Regions from separate parts of the Homo sapiens genome. Here regions 1, 2 and 3 are each linked to region 4. Evidence: chromatin loops called from intact Hi-C (ENCODE). Cell type or tissue: PC-9. All regions are shown on one strand. Each heading gives the region's core, and the rest is flanking DNA. Links, peaks and the distances in the headings are about the cores only.

What was found. Hi-C counts contacts between places; a loop is a spot of excess contacts. Peaks named below come from ENCODE experiments on the same cell type or tissue, not always from the same donor. Only the 100,000 strongest peaks of a DNase experiment are listed, where the experiment ranks them.
Region 1: a loop joins it to region 4, with 2.4 times the contacts of the local background. A loop is called at or near these places in 2 of 110 quality-filtered maps.
Region 2: a loop joins it to region 4, with 5 times the contacts of the local background. A loop is called at or near these places in 32 of 110 quality-filtered maps.
Region 3: it touches region 4 in a loop (4-fold over the local background); 11 of 110 quality-filtered maps call a loop at or near these places.

Annotation. Positions count from the first base shown.
Region 1 is chr9:121,470,850-121,478,592 of GRCh38, forward strand. All of the region lies in intron 1 of GGTA1 (glycoprotein alpha-galactosyltransferase 1 (inactive)), which reads right to left. Among named protein-coding and RNA genes, the nearest start is that of GGTA1, 25 kb to the right of the region's middle. RefSeq lists an enhancer at 1,474-2,036. In PC-9, for the core only: no CTCF peak of the experiment used is centred there; no DNase peak of the experiment used is centred there; H3K27me3 peaks cover 4,154 bases.
Region 2 is chr9:121,222,381-121,230,123 of GRCh38, forward strand. It overlaps a transcript of GSN not described here. Among named protein-coding and RNA genes, the nearest start is that of RAB14, 24 kb to the left of the region's middle. In PC-9, for the core only: no CTCF peak of the experiment used is centred there; a DNase peak (open chromatin) is centred at 3,951; H3K27ac peaks cover 1,084 bases.
Region 3 is chr9:121,230,582-121,238,324 of GRCh38, forward strand. It overlaps a transcript of GSN not described here. Among named protein-coding and RNA genes, the nearest start is that of RAB14, 33 kb to the left of the region's middle. In PC-9, for the core only: no CTCF peak of the experiment used is centred there; a DNase peak (open chromatin) is centred at 4,000; H3K27ac peaks cover 3,570 bases.
Region 4 is chr9:121,284,328-121,292,070 of GRCh38, forward strand. The region is part of intron 2 of GSN (gelsolin); the gene reads left to right. It overlaps GSN-AS1 (GSN antisense RNA 1), which reads right to left and starts at 1,203. Exons shown (of 1, transcript NR_103560.1): 1 at 1-1,203. RefSeq lists enhancers at 430-930, 1,745-2,944 and a silencer at 3,084-3,378. In PC-9, for the core only: CTCF peaks have their summits at 3,263 and 3,462; DNase peaks (open chromatin) are centred at 2,834, 3,224 and 5,154; H3K4me3 peaks cover 956 bases; H3K27ac peaks cover 3,777 bases.

The DNA of each region.
Region 1 (7,743 bases), core at 1,335-6,334, 190 kb after region 4:
TAAGATTTTCAGGGAGACTGATTTGAGTAATAATAAAACTTCAGTCTCCCGCATAGCGGGCTCTGTGTGAATTACTCTTTTCTCCTTTGCAATTCCCCTGTCTTGATAAATCAGCTCTGTCTAGGCAGCGGGCAAGGTGAACCCCTTGGGCGGTTACAAGGTTACCTTGTGAGAGAATGTAGAGAGAGGAAAAGGAAAGAAGCCGGCCCTGGGCTGAAGCCTGAAAATGTCAACATTTTGAAGTAGGATTGAGAAGAAACCCGGGAGGGAGGAAGAAAACCAAGACTGTGGACCTCTGGAAGCTAAGAGGAGACAGTGGCCAGCCACACACCAAATGTCATTGCTTTGTGAAACCACATCCCACCCCTGCCCACCCAGCAGCTGAGTCCCCCTTCTCTTCTTGGGCTCCCCCTGTCTATTCACGTTGCTGTACATGTTGTTTTTGGAGGTGGCTCTGCCTCCGGTATCAGTTAGTCTGTGAGCTTCCTGAGTGCAGGAGGTGTGTTTTATTCAACCCTGAATCCCCAGTGCCTCACATAGAGTACACGAGGCACTCCATTAATGTTTGCTGAGTGAATGAAATCAAATAAGAATGATACTTAAATTTGTTCTCTGGACACAGGTCATTTTCCAATTCTTTTCAAAGAGATTTCTTAGATGATTCCAGACTCAGATCTCATATCTTACAAACCCTTTATTATGAAATCCAGTTAAAGAAGAGAAAGAGTGGGATCTTCAGAAAGTGAGCTCTGTTTGGAAACAAAAAAGCTGGGCTGAATTCAATGTTATAACCCAACTTCCAGCTTTCCACACAACTGTGATGGGCAGTATTCCACAGACCCTGAGATGACGAGTTTGCTGGGTAAAGATAGTCTCAGGCCTCTTCCCTCTAAGTACCATATGAGCCAGCACATACAGCCCCAGACCCGTGGCAAAGTCAGAAAAGGCAGATGGCTGCAGGCAACTCATCCCCCACTGCTGAGAAAAGTCACTAGAGTCTGCATCCGAAGCACCAGCATTGAGTGCTGGAAAAGTCTTAGTTTCGGGTGCAAAAACCTAAGGCTGTGGCCACCTCTCTGTGCCGATGTCCTCACTTCCAGAGAAGTGGGGATGGTGGTAGCCACAGGCTTTGGAGTGATGTGGGGATGTGAGTCTCAACTTTGACAAATGAAGCTGGGTAACCCTGAGCAGTGGCCCTCATCAACAACTCCAGAAAGCTCTGAAAACCCAACACCTTTTTGTAATTCAATTGGCATCAAGGCCCTAACTGACATGAGGCCATTTATAATCTTTATCCCACTGAGTGAGGCTGTTTAAACATTTCTATGCATAAATATTGATGTATTTTATTATGTGGTGCTGCTGCACCAGGAATGTTATATATGATACATAATCCATGTCCAAAAAATTCTGAATTCCAACACATCTGGCCCCAGGGTTTCAGATAAGGGATTGTGGACCTCTACTGGATCACATTAAATTAATAGTGATGATTACAAGAGATAATGTTGCCCATAAAATATTTAGCACTGTGCCTGGCATCGTATAAATGCAGAAGAAAAAAAAAAGTCCACTAGTTCTTATTACTGATAGCCATAAAACAGGCTGTTGGGAGGATGCAATGAGATAGCACAGTGCCTGGTATTTAGCAAGTGCTCAAAACAGATTTGAAGGAAAGAAAGGAGGGATTTGGAATAAGAACATGTTATACAATGAAGTGCAAATAAATGCAAATGAAGGACTCTAAAGGTTTACCCATCTGTTCTGTGTCATAGCCTGATTAAGGATGCCTCAGAAGTGGGATGTGACTTTGATTCTCTTTGATCAAGCCTCAGGCGCTGCTACAACCCCCTATGTGTGCCGAGGAGGCAACAGAGAGGCTGGCTGTGTGTCCCAAGCCTTGCCAACCCCACCTGCTGAGGATCAAATGCAAATTGTAAGGAACGTTAGGCAGAGAAAGGTGAAAACTCTCACGGTTGGAAACATTGGCGCTTACATCAGGGATAGCCCGAATCAGACATACCTCCAAATCCCCGCTCCAAATACAGAGATGTTTATGATTTTTTTTTATTCCAAAAATTAGCATCAGAAGCAACTCTTGAAGCCCACTTCTTTCTGGAGCTTATCTATGGCTTGAATCTGCCTGCTTTTTTGCTGTGGTCAATCGTTACTCTTGTTTAAGACTTACAATTGGATGACCGGGTGCAAACCTGTAATCTCAGCACTTTGGGAGGCTGAGGTGGGCGGATCACTTGAGGTCAGGAGTTCGAGACCAGCCTGGCCAACATGGCAAAACCCCTTCTCTACTAAAAATACAAAAATTAGCTGGGTGTTGCGGCACATGCCTGTAATACCGGCTACTTGGGAGGCTGAGGCAGGAGAATCACTTGAACCCGGGAGGCAGAGGCTGCAGTGAGCAAAGATCATGCCACTGCACTCCGGCCTAGGTGACAGAGCAAGACTCCATCTCAAAAAAAAAAAAAAAAAAAGACTTAGAATTGGAAGCCGTCCGAACGAGCCAATTTTGCATCCTTCAGCAAAGCACTACAAATAGGCGGTGACATGCTTCCTGGAATCTGGAATCCAAGCCTCCAGGGAGGAAAGGTTGGCAGGGTGGCCAATGGGTCTTTTAAAACATTTTTATTTTTCTCTCTGGACAAAAAAATGAGGCATTTGGCAGCCATTGTGGTCTAAAAGTTCTTCCCTTGTGTGTTTGTCTCTCTGAATTTTCAACTGTGTAATTCTGAAGACTGGTGGTTCACTGTCCTACCCACCAGTAAGAAACATGGGTTTGGGCCAGGCACAGTAGCTCATGCTTGTAATCCCAGCACTTTGGGAGGCCAAGATGGGCAGATTGCTTGAGCCCAGGAGTTCGAGACCAGCCTGGGCAACATGGGGAAACCCCCTCTCTACAAAAAGTAGCTGGGTGTGATGGTGCATACCTGTAGTCCCAGCTATTGGGGAAGCTGAGGTAGGAGGATCACTAGAGCTTGGGAAGGTCCAGGCTGCAGTGAGCCGTGATCAAGCCACTGCACTGCAGCCTGGGCGACAGAGTGAGATCCTGCAAGAAAGAAAGAGAGAAAGAGAGAAGGAGAGAGAGAGAGAGAGAGGGAGGGAGGGAGGGAGAGAGAGAGAGAGAGAAAAGAAAGAAAGAAAGAAACAAGGAAAGAAAGAAAAGAAAGGAAAGAAAGAAAGAAAAGAAAAGAAAGTTCTAAAATTCTCCTTTCAAGGGGTGGAGCACAGAATTAGGACCTTCCAAGTATTAACACCCTGTCTTAAGTGGGAGAGTGGAACCCTGATGTCCCCTGGGTCCCACCCCTCAGAGGACTGGGTGAACTTGGCCAGCCCCAGTTGCACAGCCTGCAATGGTCCAGAGCCCTCCTGCCATCTCTCAGACCCTCTGCCTTAATACTCTTATACTTTCTCTCTGAATCCATCCTATGGCCCCAGACCATTTGTAGAACTCAGTTAACCAGAACTCAGCGCCTGCACTGCTTCCCAAATGCAAGCACTCTCACCCCCATTCCTGGAACGTGTGCAGATTATGCTAAAAATATAGAGGCATTTTGCAAGGCAGGGTCACATTGTACAGCCTGTCATTTCTCCACCTTCCTCACTCTACCCTCACCCTCCTCCTTTTCCGCTTCTGTTTCCTTGTAGTGTCAGACAGACTTTTCCATATGGCCTATAAGTGAATTCTTCCCTACCACCCACCTCCAATCCTTCTCACACAGAACAACACACACACCCTCTGAGAATCTCACAGTTCCACCCCAACAGGGCGAAGTCAAGGTAATTCGTTCCAAACAGAATTCCACTCTGAAAGGAATTCTAGCAGATCCTATCTTCTCCATCTCGTGCCAGGGGAAAAGGTGAACCTCTCAGCTGAATGCCATGCACTCAGATGCCATGGAAAAGCCATTATCTCAGAGAGCAGGAATCCGGCAGGGTGAAAGTGGTGGCAGGAGAAACCAAGCCTTCTCCGCAGGCTAAAGAATTCTCCTCCCAGCCTGAGATTCCTACATCAGGCCCCTAGAGCCCACCCGTCCTCCGCTTGAGCCTTAATCACTTTCAGGCTATTGTGATGGGTCCAGACTGGCACAGGCCCTGGCTCCCAGTAGGAGCATCCCAAGTGTCAGAGCCGTTTGAACCACAGCAACTCCATCTTGAATGGGAGCTGGGTAAAATAAGGCTGAGACCCACTGGGCTGCATTCCCAGATGGTTAAGGCATTCTAAGTCACAGGATGAAACCGGAAACCAGCACAAGATACATGTCATAAAGACCTTGCTGGTAAAACAGTTTGCGGTAAAGAAGCCGGCTGAAACCCACCAAACCAAGATGGCGATGAGAGTGACCTCTGGTCCTCCTCACTGCTACACTCCCACCAGCACCATGACAGTTTACAAATACCATGGCAATGTCAGGAAGTTACCCTATATGGTCTAAAAAGGGGAGCCATGAATAATCCACCCCTTGTTTAGCATGTCATCAAGAAATAACCATAAAAATGGGCAACCAGCAGTCCTCAGGGCTGCTCTGCCTATGGAGCAGCCATTCTTTTATTCCTCTACTCTCCTAATAAACTTGCTTTCACTTTACAGATTCACCCTCAATTCTTTCTTGAGTGAAATCCAAGAACCCTCTCTTGGGGTCTGGATCCAGACCCCCTTCCTGTAACACAAGTGTTTGGGGTGAACAAATGAGTAAGGAGAGTTCTGAGGCACTCCAGTTCTGCTCTGCCATGGATTCATTAACAAACATGGACTAGGCTACTGTGCTCCAGATGGTTTTTGGAACTGGAGATGCTTTACTGAACAAGATTATCATAGAGCTTCTGTTCCAATGGGAGTCAAGAGACTCAACAGGATATATAATGTCAGGTAGTGACAGTGAACAAAGAGAAGGAAAACAGGTAAGGGAATGGGGAAGGGTGCAGTAATTAACTGGGTATTACTGACCTTGGACAAGACTCTAGTCTTAAGTCCTCCAGATCCTTGATTATAAAGGAGAGTGTTCAGCTCCAGCATTCCAGGTAAAAATTAGGCTAAGAGCAAAGACTCTTAAATCAGCAGAGTCCTAGATGTACACCTTAGGCCACTTACTTTAACACTCTGAGCCTCTATTTACATATACAAAATGGAGATTCTAACACCCTCCTCAAAGGGTTCTTGAAAGCATACTGTGCCCATGGTCTGTTAATGCCCCCCACACAGTACCTATAATAATGATGATGCTTTTTAATGGGAGAAATTCAGAAATGCATGGCTCAGAGCTTGGTGTGAAAGCAGGGCTGTGAGTTCATCTGAGAGGGGAATCTTGATGGGCAGCATCTCTCAGAACAGTCAGGAGCGAGTCCACACGCCAACTGCATGTTGTGATAAAGTCAGCTCCATGCCCTGCTCTATCCCAGGAACACGGCTCTGACCAGACCAGCTGCACCTCCATTTGCACCCCACCCCACCTCCTTGCTCCACCCCTGCCTCACCCTGTCCCCAGCCTTGTCATAGTCCTGCAGGTCAGCCCCAGCACCAACACAGTGCCAGCTTTCTAAACTGGCGTCACGAGTTTCTCTGGCCTCAGACTCCTTGGCCCAGAAACAAGTCCTTTGGAGCTAAGATTCCCCAGTAATCCCCAGTTCTTCTCTGATGAACCCAGGATGTGCATGAGAAATCAGCCTCAGGGATGTAAACCTCATTTTTTGAGGGCAGTTCTTTTAGCCACATAGAGCTCACCCTGCTGCAGTGACCTACACGGGCCCCTTGGTGTGATGATCAAATGATAGGATTCATCAACTATCACTTCTCAGCCTTTTGGCTCAGATCATGCATAGGAACCACCAACCAATATGCGCTGAATGCAGAGGCTGACTTACCAGGAGCTAATGACGCTTAGGTGTCAGGGTCCTCATGTGCACAAGCCCCTTTGCAAGACTGGGCCTGATTTCCCATTAGGGTGAGCATGAGAAAGCCCCAAATGCTTCCCAGAGGTAGAGTGTTGCCTTGCCTGGGAGAGTCACTCTCTAGCCTCAGTGCCTGTCCAGGGGCTGCAGGCTGAGCTGGGGTGCTGACCCATTACCTGCACACCCACCTAGGTCCCAGAAACAACCGGTCCCAGGTGGACCTTGTTGAGCACCTGGGCCCCTCCTCCTTTGGCCTCAAGAAGAAGGAGATGAACTACACACTACTCTCTCTGCTCCCTGCTCAGGGGTCACTATGATCCAGGTCTCACAGCCACCTCGTGCTCCACCCAGGTTCGTCTGCCTCACTGTGCCTAGCAAGGATCCAGGGCTGAGTTTTCTCATGATCTGGCTGGAGCCACCTGAGAAACTGTCAAATGACTTAGAGAAGTGGCATCGCCAATAACAAATTGGGAAGCTAAAATAAATTGCTCTAAACTCTCAGTAATAAAAAGCACCCATTGATTAACCATGCCACAGGCAAAACTGATTTATCTGTCTTTTCTCTTTTATTGGAAATGATTCTAGAAAACTGTTGTCAGATAATGTGGCAGTCAAAGAGTATGTAGCCCAAACATGACAGGTGTATCAGACAGTTAAGTAATACTAATCATTTTTGTATTAGTTTTACATCATTTTCTTATGTCGTTGTTTTCTGGATTTTGTTATATTTGGAATGTTTGTCAGTCTTTGTTATTTGTTGTGATATCACTTCTCATATTCCAGATACTTACTTTCATACCTAACATTGCATTTGCAACCTTGCTTTTTTTTTTTTTTTTTTTTGAGACGGAGTCTTGCTCTGTCACCCAGGCTGGAGTGCAGTGGCACAATCCCAGCTCACTGCAAGCTCCGCCTCCCAGGTTCATGCCATTCTCCTGCCTCAGCCACCCGAGTAGCTGGGACTACAGGCACCCGCCACCACGCCCAGCTAATTTTTTTTTTAATTTTTAGTAGAGACGGGGTTTCACCATGTTGGCCATGATGGTCTCGATTTCCTGACCTCGTGATCTGCTCGCCTCAGCCTCCCAAAGTGCTGGGATTTACAGGCATGAACCACCACGGCCAGCCCATTCTTCTTCTTAAAGAGGGCTCCCCAAATGGAATCAGCTTCAAACCCTGCAACACCTGTATTTTCCCCAGTCAAGCCAGGCCAGGCCAGACCCTGGGCTAAACCCCTTTTCAGGAGTCTCTTAGTTAAGCCCCATGACAACCCAGTGAAGTTACTCTATTATTATCCCCATTTCACAGATATGAAAACAGAGGCTCAGAAAGGTGAAGTAACTTGCCTAGTGTCACATAGCATAAGGTGGTGGAGTTGGGGTTCAAATCCAGGGAGCCAGGCTCTAGTGCCCTCTCTTTTAACCACTCTGTTGCTCTAGAAAACATGAAGTCTTCTGCATGGGTTAATTGCTGTGGGGCCAGCTCTTCCTTGGACCAGCTGGTGAGCATCAGCTCAACTCTCCTAGCATTTCCAGGCACCTTCTGTGTGCGTGTTGTGGGGTGTCCTCACTCACAGCATCTTGTTTATTCCTCACAATGGTCAGTGCGGTGGCCTTAGTGTGGCTTTTTTAGCTGAGGAAACTGAGCTTTAGCAAAGGGGCATAGCTTGCCAGAGATCACTGGGCATGCCCAGAAGTCTTGGTGCCAGATTTAAAATGCCTGCCTCCCAGGCCCAGCCCTTGGCATAGGGATGGTGCTGGGTGTAAGGAGGAAGAGTGCCTTATTATCCTAAAACCTCAGTGAGCTGGTGGGTCTTACAAGGAAATGCTTCCACGATACAAT
Region 2 (7,743 bases), core at 1,528-6,527, 62 kb before region 4:
TTTACTCGATTATTAATGAAATAATATATTAAAGCCAGTTCAAAGGAGAATCTGATTAACAGACAAGTATATATAGGCAATCAAGAATGCAGAAATAAATTTGATAGATGAAAAATTGGTTATTATTTTTAGGGTAATAAAATGCGATGTTTGGAATTGTCTCTGTACATTTATTTATTGTACATTTATGGGACAAAATTTGCATTTCCATGGGCAAGGATAATTTGCATTACAATTACCTCTAGGGGGCGTATCTGAGTCTCACAGCACCAACGTATGTTAGCAGTGGTGAATCCATATGGATCTGCATCAACCTCAATTCCTGCCTCCTCAGGAGAAAGAATTTTTCTGAGGTGTTTAAGGCAGAGTAAGAGACTGAGGCAAATTTTAGAGCAGGAGTAAAAGTTTATTAAAATTTTCTAGAGCAGGAACCAAAGGAAGTAAAAAGCTACACTTGGAAGAGAGCCAAGTGGGTAACGTGAGAGAGTCCAGTGTGTGGTTTGACCTTGGACTTGGGGGGGGGTCTTACACATTGGCATGCTGGCAGGGTTGCGTTACTGTTCCCCTGATTCTTCCCTTTGGGTGCGTTGTCTGCATGCACAGTGGTCTGCCAGCACTTGAGAGGGGCGCATGTGCAGTGTGTTTACTGAAGTTGTGCACATGCTCACTTGAGGCATTTTTTTCCCTTACCAGTCCGGCGTTCCTACAGGAGGGACATATAGCCGTTACACTCCGCCATTTTGCCTCTGAGTGCGCATGCTTGAGCCCACTTGCCCAATTCCTGAGATCTTGTCAGGAAGCTACTAATCACCGGTTTCAGGTGTTTTCTATTGGGAAACTGCCTTTCCCTAGCCCTGGCTTTGACCAATTCTCATTTTAGAGAGATAGTATAATAACCACCTGATGATCACCTAACATTCCGAGTGAGAGGGGTCCCTCTCCTGCCCTGCTCATGTCTGACTAACTACCTACTGTAACATTACTATTACTTTTCTAGAACTCATAGACTTGTGAAATAGCCTAGTCAGAGACAGGGAAAGACCCCTATAGAATCAGGTAACCCCCAAAGGATCTAGACAACACAGAGTATGCCATTAAAAGGACACCTGATAAACGTTCACAATTTGTCACCAAAGTATATATCATGGTTACAATAGCTAGCTAATATTTGGGGAATGCTTACTCCGGGAGTGTCAGGCACTGTTTTAAGTACTTTATATAAGTATTATGTCACTTTTTATAAGTATTATTTTACTTATAACGTACTTTATAAGTATATTATTATTATTATTATTTTGAGACAGAGTCTCACTCTGTTGTCTAGGCTGGAGTGCGGTGGCACAATCTCAGCTCGCTGCAAACCCTGCCTTCTGGGTTCAAGCGATTCTCGTGCCTCAGCCTCCCGAGTAGCTGGGATTACAGGCGTGTGCCACCACGCCGGCTAAATTTTGTATTTTTAGTAGAGACGGAGTTTTGCCATGTTGCTGAGGCTGGTCTTAAACTCTTGGGCTCAAGTAATCCACCCGCCTCGGCCTCCCAAAGTGCTGGAATTACAAGCATGACCAACCGTGCCCAGCCTGAGATTTTTTTGTTTTTGTTTTTTAAGAGAATTTCCCTACATCTTTGCCAATAATAAGTAATATCAATCTTTTCAGTATTTGCCAGTCTGATAGGTTAAAAAAAAGGTATATCGGTGTTATTTGAATATACATTTATTTATTTATTTATTTTTTAGAGACGGAGTCTTGCTTTGTCGCCCAGGCTGGAGTGCAGTGGTGCGATCTTGGCTCACTGCAACCTCCGCCTCCCATGTTCACGCCATTCTCCTGCCTCAGCCTCCCGAGTAGCTGGGACTACAGGCGCCCGTCACCACGCCCGGCTAATTTTTTAAAAAATTTTTAGTAGAGACGGGGTTTTACTGTGTTAGCCAGGATGGTCTCGATCTCTTGACCTTGTGATCTGCCTGCCTCGGCCTCCCAAAGTGCTGGGATTACAGGCGTGAGCCACCGCGCCCGGTCTATACATTTATTTTTATCACAAGAATTCAAGGGTTATGCAAAGATAATTATCAGTGCCAGAGATTACTTTGTTCCTCTTCCTCTCTCCCTAGTGGTAGAGCTATAAACTCAAAGTAAGGTACAAAAAGAGATCCATCTAAGGCCATCCTGCAGGTTAGGGGCAGAACTAGGATTCTCTCCAGGGTTTCTGGCTTCTTCCTGAAATAGAGCCTTTCCTGTGGACTTTCCTGCCACCAATGTTGCTTTTAGTCTGAATACCAGTGGGAATGACTGGGGACCCATCAGTAGTAAACTCGTCCTTCAGTTGGTCAATCAATAGAGATATGATTAGCTAGGCTACCTGAAAAAAAAAAAAAAAAGAAAAGAAAACTGAATTTGTATGTATCACTAATGGGCCAAACACTTAAAATAATAAATAAATAAATAAATAAATTTATTGAGACAGGGTCTCACTCTGTCACTTAAGCTGGAGTGCAGCAGCACAATCATGGCTCACTGCAGCCTTATTCTCCTGGGCTCAGGTGATCCTCCTATCTGAGCCTCCAGAGTAGCTGGGACCACAGACGCATGCCACTACGCTGGATAATTTTTAAAATTATTTGTTGAGACGGGATCTCCCTATGTTGCCTAGGCTATTCTCGAACTCCTGGGTTCAAGTGATCCTCCCACCTCGGCCTCCCAAAGTGCTGGGATTACAGGCATGAGCTACCATGCCCAGCCAAATGTAAAATAAATAAATAGACTACAAGAAAAATGAGTAAGTTAGTTCTGTAGTTTCTTCTATAATTTATAAAACAAATCATAAATGAAAGTTTTAACAAATTGGACTACAAAATGCTTTAAAATGTCTACATGACAAAACAAAAACAAATTTTTTTGTAAAAAGTAACTACAAATGGACTTGAAAGACAAAAGGAGAATTCACCCCAGATCCCAGTCTTTTAAACACAAAAGCACATATCCGAAATCATTTATGCTTTCACCACTTGTCAGGCCAATTATAGGATTAGCAAAGATAATGCCTGTGAGCCCGGGCTGTTCAAAGGCATTTTTCATCAGCCTAGGCACGGCTGTTAGAGCTGTCATTATGATCTTTGTGATTTCCAGCTCTGCAGCCAAAATCTGTCTGGAAAAAGCATCGGACATGGATACAGGTGTGAAGGGGGAGTTGTCCGTTAATCACTTTTCCTCCAAAGTGGAAAAGAACTCAGGTTTTCAAACTAGCCACACCCAGATTAGAATCCGGGCTCTGCAGCATTTGCCTTTCCTTTGATGAGATGTACACCATCTCGAACTCTTATCTCCTTGCTTGTAAAATGGGTCTATTGAGACCTGCATCTCCGAATGTTTTTGAGGAATGAATAAGATGATTAGCGTAGACTGCCCAGCACACAGCCTCACAGGTATTTTTTCTTCTTTTTTTGGAGACAGAGTCTCACTCTGCTGCCCAGGCTGGAGTGTGGTGGCACAATCTTGGCTCACTGCAACCTCCAACTCCCGGGTTCAAGTGATTCTCCTGCCTTAGCCTCCCAAGTAGCTGGGACTACCAGCACCTGCCACCATGCCTGGCTAAGTTTTGTATTTTTAGTAGAGACGGGGTTTCACCGTATTGGCCAGGCTGGTCTCGAACTCCTGACCTTGTGATTCCCCCCACCTCGGTCTCCCAAAGTGCTGGGATTACAGGCGTGAGCCACTGCGCCCGGCAGAGCCTGGCACTTATTAGACAATCAAAAAATGTGTGCTCCCCCTCCCATTGCCTTCTCTGGGAGCTCACCCAGGCTCTTCAAGTCATTCCTCCATCAATATTGGTTGGGCAAGTATGCATGCTGGATACTGCGCAGGTGCTGCAGAGACCAGCATTAGCATGGGAGAGGCACTTTCTCCTTCCTGGAGTTTACAGTCTCACTAGGACATCAGACACGGGACAGATAATTTTACAAAAACAAATTATTTAGAATTGAAGGAAAGCTATGAGGAAAAGCAACCCAGATTGTATCAGGAGCCTCTTGACTGAGTCATAGGGGATGAGGTGGCAGGGAGGTGTTCAGAAAGGTCCTCAGAGAAAGGGAACTGATGGATGGGGGAATTTGTGTTTGTTGGAGCCATCCAGGCTGAGAGAAGACCTGGTAAGGTCTGAACAAGATGGCACAGGGTTACCTGGGGTGAAATAATAAGAAATATAAGTATTGGTCTCTGCCCGAGTCCCTGGCACAGAGCTCCTAAAATTCTTACAATTTCCTGAGACATAGGTGAACTAGGAGCATCTTTTATTCTAATATTTGGTCTTTGACCCCAGCTCCTGACACAGAACTCCTAATTCCTTGGAATTTCCTAGGTAATAGGGGTATCTTTGTTTCAATAAGGCAACTCTTATTGGGCTCCCGGATGGGGGCTGGTCACCAGAAAGGCCAAGCCACTGTTAGAAGCTTGGCGCTTTCAGCCCCACCTCCATTCTCTAAAGAGGGAGAAGGGCTGAAATGCAGTTAATAATCGATCATGCCTACGTGATGAAGGCTCTATAAATATCCCTGAAGTATGAGGTTCAGTGAGCTTCTGGGTTGGCCAACACATCTGAGTGCCAGGAGGTGGTGCACCCCAACTCTATGGGGACAGAAGCTCCTGCAATCAGCACCTCTCCAGACGTTGTCCCATGTGTCTTCTCATCTGGCTGTTCATCTGTATCCATTATTTTAACTTTTATTAAGACACTGAAGGCTTGGCATGGTGGCTCACACTCGTAATCCTAGCACTTTGGGAGGCCGAGGTGGGCGGATCATCTGAGGTCAGGAGTTTGAGACCAGCCTGGCCAACATGGTGAAACCCCGACTCTACTAAAAATACAAAAATTAGCTAGGCGTGGTGGTGCGTGCCTGTAATCCCAGCTACTAAGGAGGCTGAAACAGGAGGATTGCTTGAACCCAGGAGGCGGAGGTTGCAGTGAGCCGAGGTGGCGCCACTGCCCTCCAGCCTAGGCAACAGAGCGAGACTCCATCTAAAAAAAAAAAAAGAGAGAGAGAGAAGACACTGGTAAACGTGTTTCCCTGAGTTCTGTGAGCCTCACTAGCAAATTAATTGGACCCAAGTAGGTGGTAGTGGGAGCCTCGATTTATAGCTCATTGGTCAGAAGTGTAGATGATAACCTACTACTTGCAATGTGTATCTGAAGTGGGAAACAGTCTTGTGGGACTGAGCCCTTCACCTGTGGAATCCAACACAATCTTTAGATAGATAGTATTAGAATTGAATTCAGTAAGAGGACACCTAGCAGATGTCCCCTGGAGAACTGCTTGGTGTGAGGGGAAATACACCCTCACATTGGTGTCAGACTGTTGTGTTGAGCGGTACATGAGAATAGATACACACTTCGGTTTTTTGGGTTTTTTTTCTATATTTAATACCTGGGGATACCAAGCAAAGGCCAGTGTGGCTGGAGCCTGGGCAGGGCAGTTGCCACTCAGGCTCAGCACTCCCAGCTTAGGAATTCTGGCTCCAGCACCCCACATGGATTCATCCCAGCTTCAGCCTGGACATCCCGGGGCCAGGAATGCACTACTTCTGGGGTGACCTGGTCCATATGGGGGCTAGTTAGTGCACCCAGAATTTCAAGTGCAGCCTGCTGGCTGCTGCACCACTGCAACCAGGAAGTGGACACCCAGCCGCAAGTTCTTGATCTTAACGGTGGTGCAGTCACTCACTCTCCTTTGCCAAGGCTCACTTTCCCATCTCTGATATTTATCCTGTGTTGTAATTACCTACTCAAATGTCTACCTCCATTATCTTAGGAAGCATGCCTTCCTCCTCCTTCTGTCCCCAGCTCCTAGCACAGACCCTGCACACCCGAGGTGCTGCAGAGAGCACATTTGTTGAATGAATCATAAACGATACTTTGCAAATATTTACTTATTTGATCTTGGATAACTGTTACCCCCCAGTTCTATGTTTTGTTGAGCATCTACTGTGTGCTAGACACATAGACACATTAAGTATAGAATCTCATTGATTAACATATATATATATATATATATATTTTTTTTTTTTTTTTTTTTTTTTTTTGAGATAGGGTCTTGCTTTGTTACCCAGACTGGAGTGCAGTGGTGTGATCTTGGCTCACTGCAACCTCTGCCTCCCAAGCTCAAGAGATCCTCCCACCTCAGCCTCCCAGGTAGCTGGGACTACAGGTGTGTGCCACCATACCCGGATAATTTTTGTAGAGATGGGGTTTCACCATTTTGCCCAGGCTGGTCTCAAACTCCTGGACTCAAGTGATCTGCCTGCCTCAGTCTCCCAAAGTGCTGGGATTACAGGCAAGAGCCACTGTGCCCGGCCCTTAGCCCTTTATTTTAAAAAAATTCAGATAAACAGACAAGTTGAAAGAACAGTACACACACATCCTTCATCTAGATTCAGTAATTTTGCCACAGTTTTTAAATCTCTGTGTGCATGTATGTACACACAGACACACATGCACACATACACACATGCTCGCTCTGTTTCTCTCTCTCTTCCTGAACCATTTGAAAGTTGCTGATATTAAGACTCTTCGCTTCTAATATCTTTAGCAAATATCTCCTAAGAGGAAGGCCGCTTTCTACATAATCATGATGCCATTGTCACGATCAATAAACATAAGACACAAAAGTAGTGTCTAAGAGCAGACCATGTTTGCATTCTCCTGTTGGCCTGATATATCCTTTATAGCTTTTTAATTTTCGTCCAGTAGTATAGAGAGCACATAATTCTCATAACTCTCAAGTCTCCATTAACCTGGAACAGTTCCCTCCCCCTACTTTGTCTTCAGTCTTTCATAATGAAATTAAAAATTTTATTATTATTATTATTTTTGAGACAGTCTTGCGCTGTCGCCCAGGCTGGAGTACAGTGGCGCAGTCTCAGCTCACTGCAACCTCCACCTCCTGGGTTCAAGTGATTCTCCTGCCTCAGCCTCCTGAGCAGCTGGGACTGCAGGCATGCGCCACCACACCCGGCTAATTTTGTATTTTTAGTAGAGTTGGGGTTTCGCCATGTTGGCCAGGCTGGTCTCAAACTTCTGACCTCAGGTGATCCACCCGCCTCAGCTTCCCAAAGTGCTGGGATTACAGACTGAGCCACCACGCCCGGCCTCATAATGAAATTTTGAGAAATCCAAGCCAGTTGTTTTATAAATGTTCCACAATTTAGGTTTGTCATTATAAGATTAAGTTATACATTTTTGGGCCAAAATGCTATTCAGGTGATTCTGTGTCTTTCCAGGGTGTCACACATGTTGTCAGCTTGTCTCATTACTGGGGATGCTAAGTTTTATCAGTTGGTTAAAGTGGTGGTTATCAGAAATCTTCATTGTAAAGTTACCTATTTATCTTTGTAATTAATAAGTAATTTCTGGGGAGACACTTTGAGACTATGTGGATCCAACAACTTCTCACCCAGTGTTTTAGCATTCACTGATAATTTTACCTGAATCAATTATTTCTATCATGGTTGCAAAATAGTGTTTTTCTAATTTCATCTACACTTTTTCTTTTTGGTTAGAATATCACTATATACTCATGGATTCTTTTTTTATACACTCATGGACTGTATAAATTCAATGTGTAGAAATCCTTTTTGATTCAATGTGTAGAAATCCTTTGAGTAGAGGGATATTTTTTAATTCAGTGTGTAGAAATCCTTTCTGATCACTTTTCATTTTGATATTCAAATTGTCTCATGTTTGTCCAGTGTGAGC
Region 3 (7,743 bases), core at 1,370-6,369, 53 kb before region 4:
CAAGCAGATTCAGCCCTTGTGTGTCTCTGGGTAAGTTACTTCACCTTGTTGAATCCCAGACTTTTTCCATCGGTAAAATGGGGTAATCATACCCACCTCATAGTTAAATGGGTTCATTCATAGAAAGTGCCTAGTGTAATGTCTGGCACATGCTGATGCTCAATAGACAAAAGCTACCTTTACCATCAGTGCCGTTGCTATTATTATTATTAAAATCTGAGAAAATCCTGTTATTCAGTGGGTTAATGTGATAGAAAAAACAATAGATTTAGATTCTTAAAGACCCTCGCCCACCCTCTGTGACCTAGGATAAGTCCTACTCCCACTCTCGTGAACTTCATTTTATTCACACGTAAATCAGGGTTCATAATCTCTTCACTGCAAACTTCACAGCATCACTCAATGGATTTCATGAGCACCTACTACGTGCAGGGTAATCACATTCCTAACGCTAAAACCAAAGGGTAAGCATCGCTATACTCCTCCTTTAGTACATGATCAATTGGCAGTCCAGGGCCAACGAGAAGCAAAGCTGGGATTCCATCAGGCACTCTCTGACCTCCATGTTTGTCCTTTTCCATAGGTCACACTGTTTAGAAGGAGAAAGAAGAGCTCGCTGTGAAAAACGCTCCACAATGCTGCAGAGCCTTGTGAAGGTGGAAGAGTACTCTCATCAGCAAACGGCATTCCTTCCATGGAAAATGTCATTGGGAGGAAAGCAGGTGACTTTGGATTTCTTTTTCTTCTTTTCTATCCTTGTAAAGGATTTCCTTCTTCTCTATCTTTGATAACTCGTGAAAGCCTTAGGTTAATATTATCTACCAAGGACTCTACACTTCAAATAAGAACTGGGTGAAGGTAGCGGAGACCGAGCCAGCCCAGAACCAACTGCCTCAACTGAAGAAACTGACCAGAAAAGCCCTTTGAAGCTGTAATTAACTTCAGACATGATTTTGAAGAAGAAGAAGAAAAAACAAAAAACAAAATAACAGTAATGTCAGTGGGTATCAGAACTCCAGCCAATTCAACTGAGAGCTGGGAAGAGGGAAGAGAAAGTGCTGCAAATTTTCAACAGAGTGACCACAGAGTCCTACAGTATGAGCTCTCGTGGTGATGTAGCAGGCAGGCTTCTATTGTTTTAAAGATGGGGAATCATGAAAAAGAGAGAGAGAAGGGAAAGATGGGAAAAAATTTTAATCTTAAAAATATAAAAGCAGGCCAGGTGCAGTAGCTCACACCTGTAATCCCAGCACTTTGGGGTGCCAAAGCGGTCTCAGGAGTTTGAGACCAGCCTGGCCTACATGGTGAAACCCCGTGTCTACTAAAAATATAAAAATTAGCCAGTCATGGTGGCGGGTGCCTGTAAATCCAGCTACTTGGGAATCTGAGGCAGGAGAATTGCCTGAACCCAGGAGGCGGAGGTTGAAGTGAACTGAGATTATGCCACTGCACTCCAGCCTGGGTGACAGAGCGAGACTCTGTCTCAAATATATATATGTATATAAAAGCATTTGCAGCTATTCCAGATTAATATGGGAGGAAGTGATGGGAGAGACCAGAAGATTTGATAATCCCAAACCTAACTTGTTATAATGTGGTACAATGTAGACTGGTTTTCCTTGAGGTCAGGGACTGGACCTGCTTCATGACTGTCCAGTGCTGAGCACAGGGTGTGGCATCTGGTGGGATCTTAGGAAACATTTATGTAATGAGGAAATCTAGGAAATGTGATTGAAAATCTTCTTGACACCTTAGGGCCCTCACTATGATTGCAAAAATTATTAGTCTGTATAGATTAAAGCCAGGCTTCTGATTTATCTGGTGGGGCTGGTTAGTCAGTTATCCCTTTTTCACAGCCTCAGGCACTCTTGGCAGAGTTACATAAGTAAAAAGCCATGTGTGTATGCATGATAGGGATGAACGTATCAGTTAAGGGGCAGACTCCAATTTTGCAACCTTTTTAAAAAATATATTTTATTGTGATTAGAACACGTAACATGAGGACTACCCATTTAACAAATTTTCAAGTGTACGATATGGTATCATCGACTATAGATGTAATATTGTACAGCAGATCTATGGAGCTTATTCAATCTTGCTATCCTGAGCCAAGAAAATAAAAAGTATTTGTGTTTGTGAAATTGATTGGAAGAACTCTGCCAAAGGAAAGGCAACAGTTAGGTCTCAGGCAGGCCGGAAACCAAAACTCCATGGATCATAGAAGTAGAGACTCATGGGTACTTCCTTTCAAGAACCTCCGCTTTCCTTGATGTTTGCTTTGTGGCTGAGGAGACAAAGTGGCTCGATGGCACTCTCAGCTTACAATTCAGAGGAACCATTGTTGAGTCCCCTGATAGAAGTTTTCATCCCTTGGGCTTTGTGGTGGATTAAAGACGGCTACAAATTCCCTATCACTTCTCTGTTGAGAGGTGAAATGTGTTTCCTCAGCCCTTGAATACTGGGTTGGCCTGAGACTGCTTAACCAACAATATGTGGTAGAAGTGATGCTCTCTGTCAGCTCTGAGGTAGGCCTTTAATAAGACTAACAACCTCCTCTTCCTCCCTCTTGGAGCCCAGAGCTGCCACATAAGAAGTCCAGGCAAGCCAGGCGCGGTGGCTCATGCCTGTAATCCCAATACTTAGGGAGACTGAGGCAGGTGGATCACAAGGTCAGGAGTTCAAGACCAGCCTGATTAACATGGTGAAACCCCGTCTCTACTAAAAATACAAAAAATTAGTCGGGCGTGGTAGCATGCACCTGTAATCCCAGCTATTCAGGAGGCTGAGGCAGGAGAATCTCTTGAACCCAGGAGGTGGAGGTTGCAGTGAGCTGAGATCACGCCACTGCACTCTAGCCTGGGTGACAGAGCGAGACTCCATCTAAATAAATAAATAAATAAATAAATATCCAGGCTATTCTGCCAGGCACACAGAATAAGACCACTGAGGCACAGGAGGTCAAATAAAGATGCCATCTTTGATGTCCAGTCCAGTTAAACCTTCAGATGGTTCCAACCCCACCTAGCAACTGGCTGCAACCTCGTAAGAGACTCCAAGCAAGAACCACTGAGCTGAGCCCAGCCAACTCATAGAACCATGAGAGATAACAATATTTTACTATTTAAAGCCACAAAGTTTTGGAGTGGTTTGTTGTACAGCAACAGATAGCCAAAAGAGACCCTAAAACCTATAGCTAGCAAGGCCTAGAGTCTCAGGACAGGAAGTCTAACATTTGGAGAGCAGATGTTAGGTGTCACCTTGAGCAATTCCACCCCTTCGTTCCTGAAGCAATTGTTTCGATTGGAATTCAGTTTGCCTTCACTGAGCAACAGAAAACCCCAGACAATAATGCCTTGAACAAATCGAAAGTTTCTTTCTCTCACAAAAGTCTGGGTAAGTGATCCAGACTGGAATAGTGCTCTAAGATGTCAGGGACCCTGGTTCTTTATGCTTTTTTTATGCAATGCATGACCTAAGCCTCGTGGGTCAAGATGACACTTCAGGCAATAGGACAGAGGAAGGGATGCAAACACAAAGGGTGCTTTCTCCTGTAGAAGGTTATTTAAAGCCACCACATGTGGCTTCTTCTTGTATTCCATTGGTTAATATGTATCTCACGGCCGTGCCTAGCTGCAAGGGAGACTGGAAAATGGTATCTTGATTTTGGGTGGCCATGCACCCAGCTCTAAATTCTACTACTTCTAGTAAGAAAGGCTATTGGGAGACACTTTGCAGTGCCTGCCTCACTGCTACATCTTGAAAAGTAATAGAGAGACACAGGAAATGGCATCACATATGGGATGCTGACTCACAGCACCGATCCCTTCCGGAGGGGAGCAAGCAGTTATCTCCCCATGGGCACTGTGAGCCTCCACAAGGCCATTCTACTGTGCTATAGGAGCCAGCTGCTCCTGGGTCATGGGTGGGGTCTGTTAGGTGAAGAGTGAATCCCACAGGCCTTAAGTCACTGCCACTTTTGCCATGAAGTGAATTCCTTGATAAGAGGGAGCATCGTGTGACATACGATGACTAGGTAAAAGCTTCTATAAGCCCTCAGGCTGTGGTGCTGGTGGAGGCACGAAGGGCAGGGAAAGCAAATCCAGATAAAAAATAAATGTAGGGTTGGGCATGGTGCCTCATACCTGTAATCCGAGCACTTTGGGAGGCCAAGGCTGGAAGATCGCTTAAGCCCAGGAGTTAAAGTCTGCAGTGAGCTATGATTGCATCACCATACACTAGACTGAGCAACAGTGTGAGACCCCGTCTCTAAACAAATAAATTAAATAGTTAAATAAATAAATGTAGGACATTGCCATGAGAACAATTTGGCTGTTCCAGATGGAGTTAGTTCCCAGCTGAGAAACAGGGAGGTGTGGGGCAGAAGGAAGAGTGTTAGCTTCCTTCCTTCTCCATGAGAGGGAGGCGCAGAGGAAAGGCTGCAGACCAAGATGGTTAGTGGGTAGGAATTCTCCAAGTTCTCTCGCAAGCCCCAGATATCACCATCCTTTCCTAAAGGAAACCTGGCAAAGTCATGCCGTTGGCTGTCACTGAAATTCAGCAACTCCCCGAATCCGAGTTTGGCTTTAGCAATCTCGCACCCATGGCCCCAGTGAACAGTTTCCATCTGGCCAGAGAAAAGTCGTGAGTTTCACTTTGTGCCTTGTGGCAAACATCTCAAGACGTGAGCTTGTCCTTATCCTAAATCAAGATACCTGATGCTTTCAGAAGCAGCCACCCTACTGGTTTCCACATCTTTCATCTCCCTTTTAGGTGGCTGAGAATTTTAGCTTCAGCTTGTCCAAAGTCCCAGATTACCCAAAGAGATTATGTGCTTAGCCACTGTCTTCCAAGGGCTGGTCGTTCCTATTCTGGAAGACAATTAGGATTCTCAGTGCCTCTCTCCCTGTCCAGCTCAAGAATCATGGATCACTTGGAGGAAAAGCTAAGCTCCTGTAATAAAAAGGCAAACTAGAGTAGCCTATTTCCCCTTGAGGTGAGTGGCCCAGAGCAGAAGGGCAGCTTTGGTTCTTTGTCGCTCATTCTTCCCCAGGGCAGTGTTCTCTTCTGCATCGGTGCAGCTGGGTTCTGGCTGGTGGGAAAGAAGACAGTGGAGAAAGCTTGCTGGTTATCTTAGAACCCAGGCCCGGAAATGACACGTGACTCCCACTTCATTCCCCTGGTGAGAATTCAGGCACCTGGCCACCCTAAACACAAGCAAGGCTGGCAAAGACAGTCTAGGGGGACAGCCATGTGCCTGGCTCCTATTATACTTAGGCAAAAAAGTAGAATGGAAAGCCTTTTGGTGAACACCTAGCAGTCTCGGCCACATATTCCAAATAGCTCTTATTTCCTTGAGGGTCTGAATGAGTTTTCTAGGACTGCCATAACAAAGTATCATGAACTGGGTGGCTTAAAACAACAGAAATGTATTGTCTCACACTCTGGATGCCTGAAATCTGAAATCAAGGTGTCCACAGGACCACATTCCCTCTGAAGAGGCAATGGAAGGAGCTGTTCTCCAGACCGCACTCCTAGCACCTGGCAGCCACAGGTGTTTCTTGGTTTGTGGCTGCCTCACTCTAATTCTCTCTTTTTTTTCTTTTTCCATTATTTAACATGTTGTTGTTATTGTTGTTTGTTTGTTTGTTTTTTCCCCAAGACAGAGTCTTGCTGTGTTGCCTAGGCTGGAGTGCAGTGGTGCGATCTCGGCTTACTGCAGCCTCCACCTTCTGGGTTCAAGCAATTCTCCTGCCTCAGCCTCCCAAGTAGCTGGGACTACTGATACACGCTACCACGGCCGGCAAATTTTTGTATTTTTAATAGAGACAGGGTTTCACCACGTTGGCTGGTCTCGAACTCCTGACCTCGTGATCTGCCCGCCTCAGCCTCCCAAAGTGCCTGGATTACAGGCATGAGCCACCATGCCCGGCCAACATGTATTTTCATTTATATCCAAATATCACATTTTCTACATTAAAATTATACTGACTTCCCCCGTACCCTACACCCTAAGAGAAAAAAAGAAAAGAAATTTACACAATTTGAAAGGTAGAATGCATGGAGTAGGGAAGTTGCTATTGCACCTGAGTAACAAAGAACAGAGAGACCAAACAGTCAATAAGGCACAACTGCATAGAAGACAGCTCAGGGCTTGCATCAGGAAGGAGCAGGAATAAAACTCCAAAACTTCTAAGTGCCACCACCTGTGCCACAACATTACCCTGAAAAGGCAGAGGTAGGTCCGAAAGCAGAACCAAATCAGGGATTTTCCAAAGGCTGCTTCCTAACAGAGATTAAAATATCCACAAACATGAGAGCCTTTGCTTCTCACCTTGCCTTCAGCATCTGGTAAACACTTTAGAAACTTAAACCACTGTTCACATGTCAGAATGTAGAATGGCTATAGGTTTTTCTTTCTTCTTTTGTTGTACCCCAAGCAACCACTCTATTAATGATTTTAGTCATGTGATTCTTCTGCATGGAAACTCAGTAAAGGTCACCAAAGACAAGGCTTTTCACTGCTATCAGATAAATATCAGCTGTGCAAAAGTTGCAGGATTTTGTGTGTTGCTCAGAGAGGGAGAGCTGTAAGACACAGGAATCTCAATGCATATGTAATAAACAGGAAAAGGAAATTTCTTTTGCTCATCTATTTATTGTATAAGAAAGAGCAAGTAGGCAGTCAAAATCATCTGCTAGGCTAGGGGTGATGTCTCATGCCTGTAATCACAACACTTTGGGAGGCCGAGGAGGGAGGATCACTTGAGCCCAGGGGTTCAAGACCAGCTTAGGCAACATAGTGAGACCCTGTCTCTACAAAAAGAATTAAAAAATTAACTGCATGTGAGTAGCACATGCCTGTAGTCCCAGCTACTTGGGAGACTGAAGTAGGAGGATTGCTTGAGCCTGGGAGCAGCTGTGCTCACACCACGGTACTCCAGCCTGAGCGACAGAGCAAGACTCTGCCTCAAAAACAAACAAACAAACAAAACCAACCAACCAAGCAACCAAAGAAACTATTTGCTTAGAGCAGCAGCACAGAACCACAGGCACATCAACAACCCAAAAGAAAATGCTCAAGAAAGAGCATCTTGGCTCTTTTGAAAGGAGTCATCTTTTAGACCTGATCTTGCCCCTTTAATTTAGAGACCAAAGCATTATAACTCAGAGGCTGATACTCTTGAGGAGGTTGAGAGGTAAAGTCCAAGAGACCCAGATAATGAGGACATTATTAGGTAACTAACTATATCACTGTGTACAATGCAAACATCAATAAGAAAACGTCACCTGCATCCCTGCAGCTACTTTTAGCAAAGCACTGAAGACCCAGGTTTTCTGAATAGGGAATAGTTTGAAGTCTGTTAGCAGTTTAAAGCATTCAACACTGGAACAATATGTTACGTATTCTTTGTTTTTAATTATAGGTTAACACGGTAAACTCCAACACAAAGATGAGGCTAGGGGAGTGCTAAAGGAATAAAGAAAACAGAACCAGCATTTCACAAGTATATTAAGCAGTGATGAAACAGCAGCCAGTGCTTTGCAGAGTCTCAAGGGTAAAATTTACTTTGCTGCTGTGATGGTTAATACTTAGTGTCAACTTGATTGGATCGAAGGATGCAAAGTATTGTTCCTGGGTGTGTCTGTGAGGTTGTTGCCAAAGGATGTTAACATTTGAGTTGGACTGGGAGGGGAGACCCACCCTCAATCTGGGTGGGCACAATCTAATCAGCTGCCAATGTG
Region 4 (7,743 bases), core at 1,099-6,098:
CAGTCCTGGGAAATGTGCACTTTCCCAGGATTCTCTCAGCTCTTTGCATTTTTTAGTTTACCCGGCCAGTCCTTGCTAAGCTGCTGCAGTGGAGAGGGAGGTGAAGCAGACACCACCGGGCCCTCTGAGATCCACTCTAATCCAAGACGGAGACAGTGGAAGTTAACGCCCAGAGTGCTCTGTGATAAGTGCCAAGGGGCTCAGGGAGACAAAGAGTGCTTTTCCTTACTTGAGAGTCAAAGAAGGCTGAGAAGGGGGAGTTGGGCATTCCAGGCAAGAAGGCACCGTAGGCACAGGCTTGGCCGCTGGAAGAGCCCACTGCGCCTGGGGGCTAGTGAGCAGGAGTGTGAGGGTTGAGGTGGGGAGCTGGTTAGAGAGGTTTTGAATGCTGGGTTTCTATCCTCTGGGTACCAGGGAGCCATGGACAGGTCCTCAGCTGAGGAGTGACTTGATCCATGGGATTTCAGAACAATTAGTCCATGGCAGGCAGAGCGGAGGGTGGATCAGAGGACAGCAGCACTGGGAGCTGGTTGGAGAGAATGAGTACCATTGCTGAAGCCTTGTCACTCCCCCCACCGCACACACACAGCAACATCCTCAACGCCCCTTTCTGTTCCATACCTCTGTTCGGTTATCCCCGAATTGGCCGGCCAGCCTGAGCTGTCCAGAGCCCTTTCACAGCAGCACTGGGGTGTGTTAAACCCTGGGCTCCAGAGGCAAACAGGTCTGGGCCTGAAACATCACCGTAGCCCTGACTTGCTCTGTGCCCTTGGACAAGTCCCTTACTCTTCTCAGCCTCAGTTTCCACATCTGTGAAATGGGGGTGATAATGGAGTTGGTGATGATTAAACAATGGGGAAATCAAGTCCTTAGCACATGTCTGGTGTATAACGATGGCTGTGTTAGCTTTGTGTCCTTGTTGATTGTAATGGCCCAGTCCATGTTGTAATCTGCCCCTCAGGGAGTTCTTGTCTTTGGACATAAATCTGAATTCTCAACTAGAAACAAGATGTCCCCAGCAGCCCCAAAGGAAGCCTCTAGTGGGACACTGAGGGGATTGGACATGCTGTTACCCACTGGGACCCGGCACAGGGCTGGGCACACAGAAGCCTGGACTGGGTTTTATTTGTTCCTTTATCCCCAGCACTCAGCACAAGGCTGGTACAGCATGGCCAGGTGGCTGGGTTCTCAAAAATACTAAACAAAAAAATGAAATTAAAAAAAAATTATTAATCTTGGACATCATCCCCCAGCACCTTTATTTTACAGCTGAGGAATCTGGGGCCCAGAGAGGAACAGTGGCTCATCCAAGGCCACTCAGCTCCTCAGTGGCAGGCCCTGAACCTGTTCATTTCTCCCTGCTCACATGTTTATTACAATTCTAATTTTTGAAATCCTGGTAAGTTAAAAATGGCATCATGTCCCACCTCCCTAATTTACCTTTGGGGAAACTGGGGCCCAGAGAATGGTAGTGACTCCTTCAGGTCCTCAGAGAGGGAGAAGCAGGAAAAGGGCCTCCTCTCCACAAAGCATACCCCCACTAATCAGCAGTAGGCAGGCAGGTTCTTCCCCCCAAAATTGACGGCCTTGTGCTTAAGGAAGCAAAGTGGAGTGTGAACAATAGTTTCCTGAGGAAGTGTTGGGTTTTAATTGTGTTGAGGAGAAGAACCATTTCCGGAACTGTGTGTGCCTGTGATGCCTGCGGAGTTGGCTTGGCACAGCTATTTCCAGACTAATCCTGAGTCCTATTTATAGGCTGAGATGATTAGGTTGGCCTGTGTCAGGAGAGGCCCACATAGCTCCCCCCAGCCTCGCGATGGCCGAGGAAGAAGCCCTCAGGGGCAATTCTGACCCATGGGTGAGTAGCACGGGATCTGGGGTGGTCCCCGAAGCCAGCTCAGAGGAGGGACGCCAGGGAGACCCGAGGGAAAGTCCCGCTCCTGACTCCTAGTTCAACACCAGCCAGGCCCCCTGCAGAGATGAAACCAGTTCCAATTCTATTCTCTCCCTGCTTAAAAATCCTCAGTGTGTCCGGTCAGGCCAGGACTCCGTAGCAGTCAGACCCCTTCTCCCCGAGGTATCCACTGTCTCAACCCCAGCCATGCTTCTCCAAACTGTTTACGCTTCCTTGTGCAGGCCACACCCCCAAGCCTTTGCGTCTGTTGTTCCCACCTTCCCAAAAGGGAAACTCCATTTATCCTCCAAGGCTCTGCCCCAATGCCCCTCCTCCGTGGCTCTGTTGGGCCATGGGTGCTCCCTCCTTTGTGCTCCCAGGGCCCACAACTGCTTGAATGACTATTGGTGTTCCTGTTTGTGTGCCCTCTGGGCCGGGAAGTCAGAGAAAGAAAGGAGACAATTTGTGATTGAACAGCCACTGTGGCCATCATTCTCCTTACCTGTCTGATGAGAGCTGATCTTCATGCCACTGTGTACAGTAGGTATTTTTTAAAGGTGTGTAGAAGTGAGAGTCAGACTTCGGACTTCAGAGTCAGACAGCCCTGAATTCCTAATGGTGTAACCTTGGGCTGAACCTCTCTGAGCTTTTGTTCCTCCGTCTATAAAAGGAGACAATGCCAGCCATGGGTTTTGGGGAGGATTCAACAAGACAATGCTTATAAAGTACTTATCATCACAATGGGCTTCTATGAGCATAGGAGGTGTTATTTGCAGATGGGGACGTTCATTCCGGGGACGTCCCTATCTAGGGCCCCACACAAGGGAGTGGCTGAGACTCCAAGTCTTGGAGCCTCCGACTCCACCCTGTGTTCTCCCTCCCCTCCCTCTCTTGGCCCCCTGGGCCTATTCTCTTCCCCAGATCAGGGAAAGCTTTGTTTGGCGATTGTTTTTCCTAAGAAGTTTCCTCTGTGGGGCCTCTGGGTGACTCAGCCCTGAGTCACCGGGAGGCTGAGGACAGGGGGAGGAGTGGGAGGGAGGCGGAGGGAATGGAGAGACGAGAAGAGGAAAGGGCTCTAATTCTAGCCCTGGCTCTCCCACTGTTTGATCAACTAGGTCTGACCAGGCCCCTCTCCTGCCTAGCCTCAGTTTCCCCAAATGTGAAAGGAAGATGTGGGCCCAGTCCTGGCTGAGCCTCAGAATCAGAGGTTCCCGGGCCCCACCCTAGACCTACAGACTCAGAGGCTAGGGGTGGGGCCTGGGAATCTATTGTTTCCTGAGCTCCTTGGGTGATCCTGCTGCACACCTGGTCCACAGAGGTGTTAGGGAACTGCTCGGCTCAAACTGGCTCCCAGCTGGGCCTCAGAGCAGCTCGGCCTCTGATTGAACTTCACTGACCCACAGGGAGCGCCCTTCTCTTGCAGAATGCTTTGGCAGAATAGTACACAGGAAGCGTGTGGGCTTTTTTTTTCTTTTTTTTTTAAAAACAGCTTTATTGAAATATAATTTACATGATTTATTGGAGTAAATTTACATATAATTTACATACACATAATTCACTCAATTCAATAATGTTTAGTACATTTACAGAGTTATGCAACCATCATCACAATCCAGTTGAGAAGATTTTCATCATCCCCAAAAGGATCCCTCATGCTTGCTTACGTCCATCTCTATGCACACCCCATAGCTGACCACGCATCTGCTTTCTGTCTCTTTGTTGTTTTATTGTTGTATTTTTTGTCACCCAGGCTGGAGTGCAGTGGCGTGATCTCTGCTCACTGCAGCCTCAACTTCCTGGGCTCAAGCGATCCTCCCACCTCAGCCTCCCGAGTAGGTGGGACCACAGGCACACACCATCATGCCTGGCTAATTTTTGTATTTTTTGTAGAGATGGGGACTTGTGGTGATGCCCAGGCTGATCTTGAACTCCTGAACTCAATGGATTCCTCCCGCCTCAGCCTTCCAAAGTGCTGGGATTATAGGCATGAGCCACCTCACCTGGCCTGCTTTCTGTCTCTCCGAAGATCCAGAGCTGTGTTCATTCCAGCTGGCCCTGTGACCTCATGCAAATTATTGCCCTTCCATTACTCCTCTGTATGAGAGGGAATAATCCTACCCTCCTTGTAGGGGGTTGTTTGAATTTCACTAATGTGCACAGTGTCTGACGCACCCGAGGAGCTGGGCACGTGGGAGGCTGGTACGCAGGGCACAGGACATAACACAGATGCCCAGGTACGGTTGGCACAGGCCTAGCAAACATTTTAAAGCACTCACTCTGTGCCAGCTTCTTAGATTAAGCATCTTACATGCATTACCTACTTTAATCCTCGGTGAATGTGAGTATCAGTTTCATTTTATAACTGAAGAAACGGGCACTGAGACGGGAAGTCACTTTTACAGGCTCACATAGATGATAGTTGATAGGGCTGGGAGTCCATCTGAGAGCCTGTCCTCCCTAAACATCATCCTGTCCCCTTCCTGATGTGAATCACCAAGCAAGGGACAACACAATTCATAGATCCAGGACAAGGTTTATGGCACATACTTCTAAGGGGTGGGACCTGGTATCATGGACACGGCATTCAAGAGATAGTACATGGTATAGAGTCTGTCACAAAACAGACATCACATGGTGCATGAAGCATGACCCAGGGGTAAGAGGCATGGGATGCCGCTAAAGGGAGACACACAGGACAAAGCAAGAGGAACGCAGGGCCTGCTACGTGGCACAGTCACAGGGTATGTGACACTGGGCATGACAAACTCTATGATGCAGAGACATGGTACTTAGGATTTGAGACTTGAGCTATGGCAACTGGGCAGGCTCTTGGCCACAGTGGGACCCTTTGTCATCAGGGATCCTCCATTATGTTGGTGCCTGGGGCCCCAGCAAGCAACAGCAGGAACCAAGTTCCTCCTCCTCACAAAGGCAGTCTGTTTTTTTTTTCTTTTTTTTCTTTTTTTCTCCCTCCTCCTCCCTGTCTCTTTGGATGCCAAAGAGTGGGAGGGGCCCAGCGGAGTGGTGGCCAGAGTAACCCCCCGCCATCCCATCAGCTCAGACAAGGGTCAAAGCTTGGGGCCAAGCCCACGGCTCAGGAAGGGTTTGCCAGGCCCCCAGATCCCCTCTCTCTGAGATAGCTGTGAGCACCAGTGTTGGCTGGGGTGAAAGCCGGGTAATTTTCCTCTAAGCTGTCCTCCCTCCGCTCCCCTCCCTGCCTGCTGGTGCTGGCTGTGAGCACGTCTGCATTCCAGAGCTTAGGAGAGAGAGAACCTGCTGCTGTTAAGGTTGAGGAAGTAGATTGCTAACAGCTGCTGTAGGAGGGGTTGGATGTGCGGAAGAGGAGGCCGTGGATTGCAGGCTAACATTTCTTGAGCCTCTTGGCACCTGGCACTCACTACCTCATCTTGTCTCATTTGCATAAAGCCCCAGTAGCCCGGTGAGGAGACAGGCCCAGAGAGGCAAAGAACTTGCCTAAGGTCACACAGGGAGGCAGAGCCAAGGCTAGACCTTGGTCTCCCGGAGGCAGGCAGGTGAGGTTGTATAGAGGTGATGGCACAGGGGATGTTGTTGGGGGGTTAGTGGGCAATGAGACTGCAAGGGCTTGTGGGCCCCATATCACAGAGGACCGAACTCAGGAGTCCTGACTTCTTTCTGTCTGCACCGAGGTCTGCAGAAGGGATGATGCAATCTGTATGAGTGACAGGCCCAGTGCAGAGAGAGTTTAAGGGAGTGAGGGAGCTGATGTTATGATCCCAGGGAAAAGATGGGGACACCAAACCAGGACAGTGGCTGGAGTGTGGGGGTGAGAAGTGGGTATAAAGTGGAGAGGAGATGAGCTTGGTCTCTGCTCTGGTCTCAGCCTTTATGTACTGTCTTGGTGGGATGACCGTGGTTGGGTCCTGCCTCCAAGGGTATCCCAGAGGGTTCTAGAAACTCCCACATGGACAGGCACTTGAAGGATAGTGCTGGTGATTGGGCAGGTGCCTGGATGGAGGTGAGGCCTAAAGCACACCCGGGGACAGAAGGCAGCACCCACACGGGAGCCCAGCTTCGTGCCAGGGACTGTATTTTAGGTGCTGGATCTTGTTTAAATCTTCCGGCTGGCTATGATTATCCTCTAAGCTGGGGAAGGAAGAAAAGCATTCCAGTACTATACCTCTGTTTGGGTTAAAGGAGGGGAAAGTATTTTAAATAAAACCTATTAGAGTTAAAAGGATGAGTAGCAATAAAAATATCTTTGAATCTCTGATGGTTCTATTGTAGTCAAAAGTTTTAGATAAATTGTGAAGAATCTCTAATCATGCTATGTGGAGTTTTTCTCTTTTAAAAAATACAAGTTATTGTATATACTTAAGGTATATAACGCGATGTTATGAATACATTTAGATAGTAAAAAGGTTACTATAGTGCAGCAAATGAACATATTCATCATCTCAGCTGGCACAAAAGTAATTGCAATTTTTGCCATTACTTTCAATGACGAAAACTGCAATACTTTTGCACTGCACTAATAAAATCTGCTCATTTAGCATGAATCCCAAAATACAGTACAACTTATTCCCTATAGTCCTCATGTTGCACATTAGTGCTCTTTTTTATTTTTAAATTTTTATTTTTGTTATTTTTAATATAGAGAGAGACAGGGTCTCACGACATTGTCCAGGTTGGTCTTGAACTCTGGGGCTCAAGTGATCCTCCCTCCTCAGCCTCCCAAAGTGCTGGGATTACAGGCACAAGCTCTCTACACTTGTTCATTCCACGTATCTGCTACCTTGCACCCTCCATATCCTCATTCGTGGATTCAACCAACCACAGATCAGAAATATTAAAAAAAAATAAAAATTAAAAAAAGTAAAAATAATACAAATTTTAAAAACAGTGCAGTGTAACAACTATTTACATAGTTTATTGTTACATAGAAATTTACATTTACATTTTTATGTAACAACTACAGTATAACAACTATGTAAATAGCATTTACATTGTATTAGGTTTTATAAGTAATCTAGAGAGATTTAAAGTTTAATACATGGGAGAATATATGTAGGTTGTATGCAAATACTGTACTATGCCATTTTATATATTGGTGTACAGCATCTGCAGATTTTGGTATCTGAGGGAGGTCCTGGAACCAACTGATCCCGCGTGGATAGGGAGGGACAACTATTCTCTGATATGTCTCCCCACTGGACTTTTTTTTTTTTTTTTTTTTGAGTTGGAGTCTTGCTCTGTCACCCAGGCTGGAGTGCAGTGGCGCGATCTCGGCTCACCGCAACCTCCATCTCGTGGGTTCAAGCCATTCTCCTGTCTCAGCCTCCTGAGTAGCTGGGACCACAGATGCCCACCACCATGCCCGGCTAATTTTTTGTATTTTTAGTAGAGATGGGGTTTCACCATGTTAGCCAGGCTGGTCTCGAACTCCTGGCCTCAAGTGATCCACCTGCCTCCGTCTCCCAAAGTGCTGGAATTACAGGTGTGAGCCACTGCACCTGGCCCCCATTGGACTTTTTCTCTAACTGATTTGTACTTGTATCAAGTTCTGGTGAGTCCGTGAGATAATATGGCCATTCTATCCCTGTGGACACTGAAGCTCAGAGAGGTTGTGTCCCTTGCTCAGCATCACTCAGTTGTAAGTGCTAGGACTGGGATCCAGAGCCCTCACTTTTTTGTTTTTGGTTTTTTGCTTTTTTGAGTCAGGGTTTCACTCTGTCACCCAGGCTGGAGTGCAGTGGCACAATCATAACTTACTGTAGCCTCGACTTCCCAGGCTCAAGTGATCCTCCCACCTCAGCCTCCCCAGTAGCTAGAACTACTGGTGCATGTCATCACGCCTGGCTAATTTTTTA